2 separate regions of the Homo sapiens genome follow, and region 2 is linked to region 1. Evidence: read pairs that join two places in POLR2A ChIA-PET (ENCODE). Cell type or tissue: OCI-LY7. All regions are shown on one strand. Region 1 overlaps LINC00298 (long intergenic non-protein coding RNA 298). Region 2 has its middle 71 kb from the start of LINC00298.

The links. Peaks named below come from ENCODE experiments on the same cell type or tissue, not always from the same donor. Only the 100,000 strongest peaks of a DNase experiment are listed, where the experiment ranks them.
Region 2: POLR2A ChIA-PET joins it to region 1 with 5 read pairs; 2 of 35 experiments call an interaction of 5 or more read pairs at or near these places.

The regions. Positions count from the first base shown.
Region 1 is chr2:7,959,102-7,963,101 of GRCh38, reverse strand. All of the region lies in intron 2 of LINC00298 (long intergenic non-protein coding RNA 298), which reads left to right. Among named protein-coding and RNA genes, the nearest start is that of LINC00298, 16 kb to the left of the region's middle. In OCI-LY7, no CTCF peak of the experiment used is centred here; no DNase peak of the experiment used is centred here.
Region 2 is chr2:7,904,282-7,908,281 of GRCh38, reverse strand. No RefSeq gene overlaps it. Among named protein-coding and RNA genes, the nearest start is that of LINC00298, 71 kb to the left of the region's middle. In OCI-LY7, no CTCF peak of the experiment used is centred here; a DNase peak (open chromatin) is centred at 2,271; H3K4me3 peaks cover 345 bases.

The DNA.
Region 1 (4,000 bases):
AATGACATGATAATGAGAGACTGGGGCAGGAAACAATTTAAAAACAATTGAATTTACATATAGTTAATGAGTATACATTTTAGAATATCCAAGGAACATCTGTTACTATACTCATGGTATATATACACTGGAAAATTAATTTAAAAATAAATCAGAATGGTTTGTTTTTGGATTTAAAATAGATAAACTTGTCCCAATGCCCACTGTGTTAAACATCCAACAGTCTTTCAGGATGCCATGTGATCCCAGCAGGGCCACAGAGATGATTCACACATGAAATCTACCCTCAGCTCCTTCCAGACCATCGAGGTTAGACGATGGGAGTGTGAGTCCACTGTGATGTTAGACACACAGTGACCAGGGCCGCAGACCGGTTGAGCCCATTTCTGTGGAAGGGAAGAGGAGAACGGCTCATTTAGAACTACAGAGGAAAGCCAAGGTTCAAGGAGAAGAGGCATTTGAACTGTATCTTCATCTTTTATTAGGATTCGAATCCAGAATGAAAAGAAAGGAAATGTTTAGCCTGAGCTAAGGATTGGGGCAAGAGTGTAAGCTGCCAGAAGGGGAAACAGTAGGAACTTGAGTTAGGATGAGTTGTGAACAGGTGTTGGCTTTCAATGCCTAGCTGGAGAGCTAGGCCGTTACTTCCTGGGTCCTGGGGAGCAGGTGAAGTACAGGAGGGTAAGGACGGTGTTGACAGAAATCTGAGTCTGTTAGCATTTAGTGGGGCACAATGGAACGTCCTGCAGCAGGGAGGCTGGGAGAAGTATTGTGACTGTCCCCATGGAGTAACAGCTCTCTACCCTGACTCAGACAACAGATGCTGAATAACAAGGGTAGTGGGTAGGCTTCTTAGACCTGCTAGAACCAGATCCTGTTATTGGTATGGATCATTCAGCACATGCAGAGCCAGTCCTAGAAAGGGCCTCAGATAGTTCTCCACATTGAAAGGGACACATTTTACCCCCTGAAACTGAACAGGCCATGCTTTCTGTAACAGCGTCATCAAAAAGATATTCGGTAAAAAATGCACTCAGCAGGTTTAGATGCATTTGTCAAGTCTGGAGTTTTTCAGGTGCAATACAATCTAAGAATAAAAGCAGGATCAACAAATCCAATAAGAATGCTTCTTTAAGGTCTCAGGAGGTGAATGATGAGACTAGGTTTGAGTCTTCAGGAAATTCAGAAAACAGAAAGAAGGAGACTAGTGATTATCAATCTACCTACACATCAGTGCATTGAATATATTATCTCTAATCTTCATAAAAATGCAAAATCAATTATGACTCATTCTACAGTTGTGGAAATTGTAGTTTAGAGTAAACAATTAGTCAAAGGCCACAGGACTCACAAATGTTGAAACTGAAGCTTGACTTTTGGTCAGACTGACTCTTAAAAATCTCTCCACTGGAACCCCTTATTTCAAGGAGATTAGAATGTTCCTCAACTTCTGTTTATGGAGATCATTAGGACACGCAAAAATATAAAATTCATGACAGTGCAGTCTACACAAGAGCATTGAGGGTAGTATTTGAAATAAAGTTCTGCGATTTTAAAATTCCTTCTTTCCATGTTTCTCCCCTGCTCCTACTAGCAGTGTTCTTATTAGAGAAAGTCAGAGAGAAAAGCATTAGTCATAGCTTAGTTTTGCATTTCAAAATTTAGCTGTGATTATCAGGAGCCAAAATTTGGAGAAATTAGCATCCAGTTTATCTCCAAATTACAGGATTTCATAGACCGTGAGCCGAACTGGTCCCCTTTGTCTTCTATATACCAATTCTATCCCAGGGAAGGGAAATCAAAAGTCTTCATGGATTAGTTGTACATGTAAGATTTGTTCCAAAGAGTTGGAGAGAAGCAAGTGTTAGATGTGGGTGTGGGTTTCCTGATCCCAATGCTAACTTCCAACTCTTCCTAGAAAGGGAGAAGTTGGAGAAGTTAGGGATAGAAACTTCCTTAATGTGAAGAAGTCCAAAAGCCAGAGAACTTATGCTGGCTTTTTTAAGCACCTAGCCTAGAGATTATTAGGGACTACTTGAAATCTTGTTGAGATTAACATCTGCCTTCCCTTTCTCTTAATGCTAGGAGAAATATTTTGATTTCACAGAAACCTCTAAATGGATACAATGAGAAATAAGAGAATAGGGCTGGGGGTTTCAGGTAGCTCTTCACAAAGTCTAATTGTTGGTCAGGTACATTTTCTGGGAGGAAGAAACATTTGCATGTGGTGTAAATAAAATTGTCCTAGCCCACCTGGGTTATTAGATTTCTTAGATTTCTTTTTTTGTTTCTTTTTTTTCTTTTTTTCTTTTTTTTAAATTGAGATAGAATCTCACACTGTCGCCCTGGCTGGAGTGCAATGGTGTGATCTCGGCTCACTGCAACCTCCTCCTCCTGGGTTCAAGGGATTCTCCTGCCTCAGCCTCCCAAGTAGCTGGGATTACAGGCACCTGCCACCATACCCAATTAATTTTTTTTTGTATTTTTAGTAGAGATGGGGTTTCCCCACATTGGCCAGGCTGGTCTCGAACTCCTGACCTCGTGATTCACCTGCCTCGACCTCTCAAAGTGCTGGGATTACAGGGGTGAGCCACCGCTCCTGGCCAGTTATTAGATTTCTTAGACAAACAATCTTGACTTCTCTGGGTCTCAGGTGACTTACCCATGTGCTACTGGGCAGCTACGTGAAGATAGGAGTCTTGTTCCAAGTTTTGTCTGAAGTTATTTCCCTATCTAGGATCCTGTGAGAAGGGTCTAAAAGAAATATGAATATGTACCAGAGTGGAGAGTGAGTATCCCTCTGTTATGGTTCTGTTTTTCAGTTTACCTGAAGGGAGAATGGTAAGGTCAATCAAGGGATGGGGATGGTCGAGGGAAAACCTGCATGGTAGTTCCCTAAAAAACTCCGCATCCTTCAGTAGCATCCTCCCTCACCTGGGGCAGCGGGCTGTAACCACGGACCTTAACAGATCCACCTTGAGCCCCAGGCCTGTCTTCTCACGCCTTGAGTCTCTCCCCTGCTTTGAATGGCCTCCATGTCCATCTCTTTTCTGCCCCAAGGCCTCCCCCGGCTGCTTTCTTTCCTCCTTCCCCCAGGCCTCACACATTGCTGGATGGTCACTTCCCAGTGTGTCCAAGGTCCCGGCTCTGGTCATCCTCGTTCAGCCTTCACAGTGAGGCCCAGGGCCTGGTTCCAACCAAAGTGGCAGGTTCTCATCTTGTTGAAAGGAGCGTCAGAAATTTAGCTCCAAAGGATGGAGACGAAATTTGGATTTCTATAGTCCAGATATTAGAATGACTTTGTGATTACCTCAGGGAGGTTGTTGGACCTGACTGGAAACAGTTGTTTCTCGCCTCATCATGAGCTACTCCCCTTGCTAAATCCTCAATGGCAGACCTTCTTCTGGTTCAGTCCCAGGCTGCGTGCCCTGCGTGTGGGCTCTCATGCTGCCTGACACTTAACGTTCTGCCCAACCTGCTGTTCCTTGTGAGGTCAAACGTGATTATTTCAGTGCAGGCAGTGCTGAAATTCCTCTTTGAAATTCCTGATCCTCATCACATGATCACTGAATGCAGAGCTCCTGTGAGTCTACCCACAGAGGACGTCAGGGGAAGCCAGCACCTTCTCCTGTGCGAGACAGCACTGACCTGTGATGGGTGGGGGGAGAAGGAGGGCATGTGAGCAAACGTGCACAGCAGAGCTCCAGGATCCTTTGAGAAAGCAGGACTCGAAAGCCCAACCTTACTCCCAAGGCTCAGTTATTAAAACTTAACTGACTGTCTTAGCATGGTGCTTGGTACAGTGAAAGTCAGCCCAGAGTGGCTCTGACCAAGGCTTCCTGGAAGAAGAGTCTGATGAGCCTCCCGAAATAAAAGCATCATGGGATATAGAGAGACAACCAGTGGGCCAATCCCACGGAGAATCTGCCATTACAAGGACAATGTAGATTGCCATCTAGGAGGAGGTAAGTGCCCAAACCTTCTCAGAAGCAGCTCTCCT
Region 2 (4,000 bases), 55 kb after region 1:
CAACTTTTGCTACTCTGACAAGCAAAAAATTGTATCATATTTTGTTGTTAATTTGTCTGTCTCTTATTATAAATAACACTGAATATCTTTTAAAATGTTTAAGAGCCATTTGTGCTTGTGCGAGTGTGTGTGTGCAAGTCTGTGTGTGCACCTGCCTATCTTGTTCTTTGCCTATTTTTTTTATTGAGTTGTTTGACTTTTTTGACTACTTTAAAGTGTCTTTATAGTTTAAGAAAATCAGTACTTTTTAATTTTCCAAGCGTGTATTTTATCTTTTGATTTTGTTTAGTGTGATCTTGTCCGCAGAAATATTTTTATATGACCTACTTTATCAAACTTTTCTTTATGGTTTCTGTTTCTGTTCCTGTTCTGAACTTTGAGATGTCCTTCTCATTATTTTAATGGATATTTGATATAATCAGATTTTCATCTTGAAAAGATTATTCTAGTTACAGTTTAAAAATTAGATGAGGTGATAACAATTAGAAGGCAATTGTAGAAGTTCATGTGAGTGAAATTAACAGCCAAGCTTATGATGATGGCAGTGAAAGTGGAAAAACAGGGATGAATTCAAGATCCATTTAGGAGGCAAAATAGACAGGCAGTAGATTGGATATGGGAGAAGGTTTTTTTGTTGTTGTTTGAGCAAGTATTTAGAGGATATCATTTACTGAGCTAATATTACTTTTTGTGTGGGGGATCATGAGTGTGGTGTAATACACATTTTCTTTAGGTGGATTTGAGATTTCCTAAGGAAGCCATTGAGTACAACATCTCAGACTGTGTACCGGGGGATGCATGCATGAGGAGTGGCGAAATAGTCATGGGCATTTGATGGCATGGGCCCAGATGAGATTTCTTATGAAGACAACATGAAGAGAGCTGGGAGCCAGGAAGGCCTTTGAAGAGGTCCAGCCTTTCCTTGATGAGTATAAGAAGGTGATGCCGCTGAAGGCAGGGCTCATGAGCAAGCCCTGGATGCTGCCTGGCTTCCGGATGTATGATGGGACGGACCTCGAGCAGAGTGGGGCTGCGGGGTCACCCGGCCGGCTGGGCACAGGCGAGTATCTGCGAAGGTCGCTGCGGAGAATTCACTGGGCTGGGCTGCTTTGTCTCCCAGGGAACTCTGGGACCCCCATATTTTGCTTTGTATGGTTTTCTTTCTGCCTTTGTTACCATTTCCACATTATGAGAGGAGATTCAAGAAACAGATTTCTCTAACTATGCCCCAACATTGACACCAAGTGTTTTCTCTCCACGTTGACTCGTTAGTGATGCAAAAAGATTTCTTCAAGAGAAATATGCTACATTCTTTCCAGGCAAGATGGCAGAATATATTAAAGAAACCACATTTGTACCTCAAAATCAGGAGATGAAAAACATGGGAAAAGGGTTTTTCAGCAGTTCTACCTAAATGCCTGTTACCATCTGCCTTGTTATTAGTGTGGTGTCATAGAAACAGCTTGGATTTTAAAAGTATATGGACCTTGGTTCAAATCCCAGCACTGTCTCCTGCTGCAGCTGTGGCTCTGAACGAATGGCTTAACCTTTTTAAACTTCAGTTTTCTCATCTACGAGGTGAGGATAATTGTGTTATTTCCCAAAATTGAATCAAATGAGATGGCACGGATGAGGGCCAGGCAGAGACTCTGTCACACAGCAGGTGCTTAATGATCTCTGGTGAGTCCCTTTCTTCTCCATCCACAGCCCGGATCTTTAGCAAGCTCGTTCAGTTCTGTGCAAGTATAGTGCGTTTTTCCTCCTGTCAAAAAAAAAAAAAAAAAAAAAAAAAAAAAAAACAGCAAAATCCTCTGAATTTCATTCTAAGCAACAAAGGAGTTTTCAGGTAAAAAGGTCCATTTGTATTCTAACTAACATTGCCACTGGTTTCTGGGTAACTGTAGTTGGTGAACAAAATAGTTACAGAGAAGGTAGAGGACAGGATCCATGGTCTTGCAAATTCATCTGTTCAGAGCAAGAAGACAGCCAGTGAGAAGTGTGGTGGCAAAGGGATATGATGATTAGAGAAAAGTGTAGCCTAATTTGAAGCCTAGAGGCTGGAACTAGGGCTTCTTATGGCATTACAGTCACAATCTATTCATCTTTTGAGAGGCTTAAAAAAATCCCTTGTTGACATCACCTAAGCCGCCCCATACAGGAAAGATTGTGACATTTCTGAACCAAAGACTAATTTATGTACATCTCATTTTAAAGCACCTGGGCACGATATTCCACCTGACGCAAACATTCAAAGCTTACCATGTTTTGAGAGAGAAGAGCACACCTGTGTCGACAGGTGGAACTGTCCTGGCACCGGGCCAGTGTGCTCGCACCGTGTTCAAATCTCTGGCACTTGTTTGCTGGTGCATCGGGCCGTACAAGGTATTTGCCTTCTCTCGCCCTCAGAATCCTCACCTTTAAAACGACAATATAATGTGCCCTTTGACCTCTATGATCCTTTGCAGTCTGGCAAACTATGACACAAAAGGCCTGGAGATCTTTGTAACTTCACCGGGGCTGATATTGGTATTACAATCCCAGGAAGGACTCCATCTCTCATATGAGCAAATTTTACACTTTTATTATCTGCATCTCATTGTGCAGCAAAGCATGTATCATTGGTTAATTAATGCTGCCAGCATGGCACTCTGCTAAACGATTGTTTAGCCTAGAGTGGAATAAAATGCTACAGTGACCAGTACTGTAGCATTATGTAACACAAAATTAAAAATCTGATAATTTGATTGGAAGTCTCAGGTGAGTTTTTTGTATAAAAATGTTAACCTCAAGTAGCTATAAGCAGGTAAATGTTTTATTCATCCCACTGATATGAAATAAATGCTTATGATATAAATTATGTATAATTAATGCTCCTGGGATAAAAAAATGTATGCTAATAGGTTGTCAGTTAATTAAGAAAGGAATATGAGGTAAACAAAGGTGATTATAATTTATCTTGGGACCATAAACAGAAATCGTGCCTTAAATAATCTCTTTGAAAAAATACATTATACAGCAAATCCTTCATTTTCCTCCAGAGCGGCCGCCTAATGGTATAGAGCAAGTGTTCAGTGGCGATGTTAAACGAGGAAACAGCTAAGGAGAGCAGAGCAGGCTGCGGGCTTACTAACAACAGCTCAGCTGAGGTGGTCTCGTATGAGCAGTCCTGGTCTCCTTAGGAACATTTTCCGAAATACAGTTTTTTGGAAGCTAGAAGCTACATTACAAGAGAGGGGAAAATGCATTAACTGATGAAAACTTGAAAAAGTGTGCCTATACTAAAGGCAGTCTTCGGCATTCTGGCTAATTTCATCTGCTTTGAAACTGCCCATCAGATGAACTACACTTCCCTGTATGTGGCTGGGGAAAGTCACAGTGATGGCAGACAGGGACCAGGAAAAGGTATCCTCTGAGTATTTCCGAGCTCACTTGGCTATACATGTATTCATTCACTCATTCATTCATTCAACAAACATTTCTTAACTACATAGCGTGCTCAGCATGGAGGATAGAAACGTGCTGTGGGTATTGCCATCTCGTCTCTTTTCTCCTCTCGCATGGTCGTCTTCATTGATCTATGGGATCTGGGTATTCAGGCGAAAATATCCAGCTAAGAGATGGATATAGAAGCTTAAAGGTCTGGGGGGAAAATAAAGGCTTAGGTTATTTGAGCTGTGTGAGCAGGGGACAGAGGGGAGTGGCCAGGGATGATGAGCATTCAGGGGCAGGAAGTGGCGAAGTCCAGCAGGGAAAGGCACTCCACTCCAATCATCTGGTCAGAAGGGCACTTAGAGGAGCCTCTGGAAAGGCAGAGTCACCCACTGTGTCACTGCAGCAGAGAGGGTGAGCCAGGAAAAAAAAATAACAAGTTTCAGGTAGATTTTGAAATTACGCAAGTTTGGTGGAAGCAGATACAGCAAAGTGGAGGGTGCAGGCTCCACCACACCCACTCAAAAGGGTGTCCAGAAGCAGGCAGAAGATCACGGTGGCCTCGCCAGAG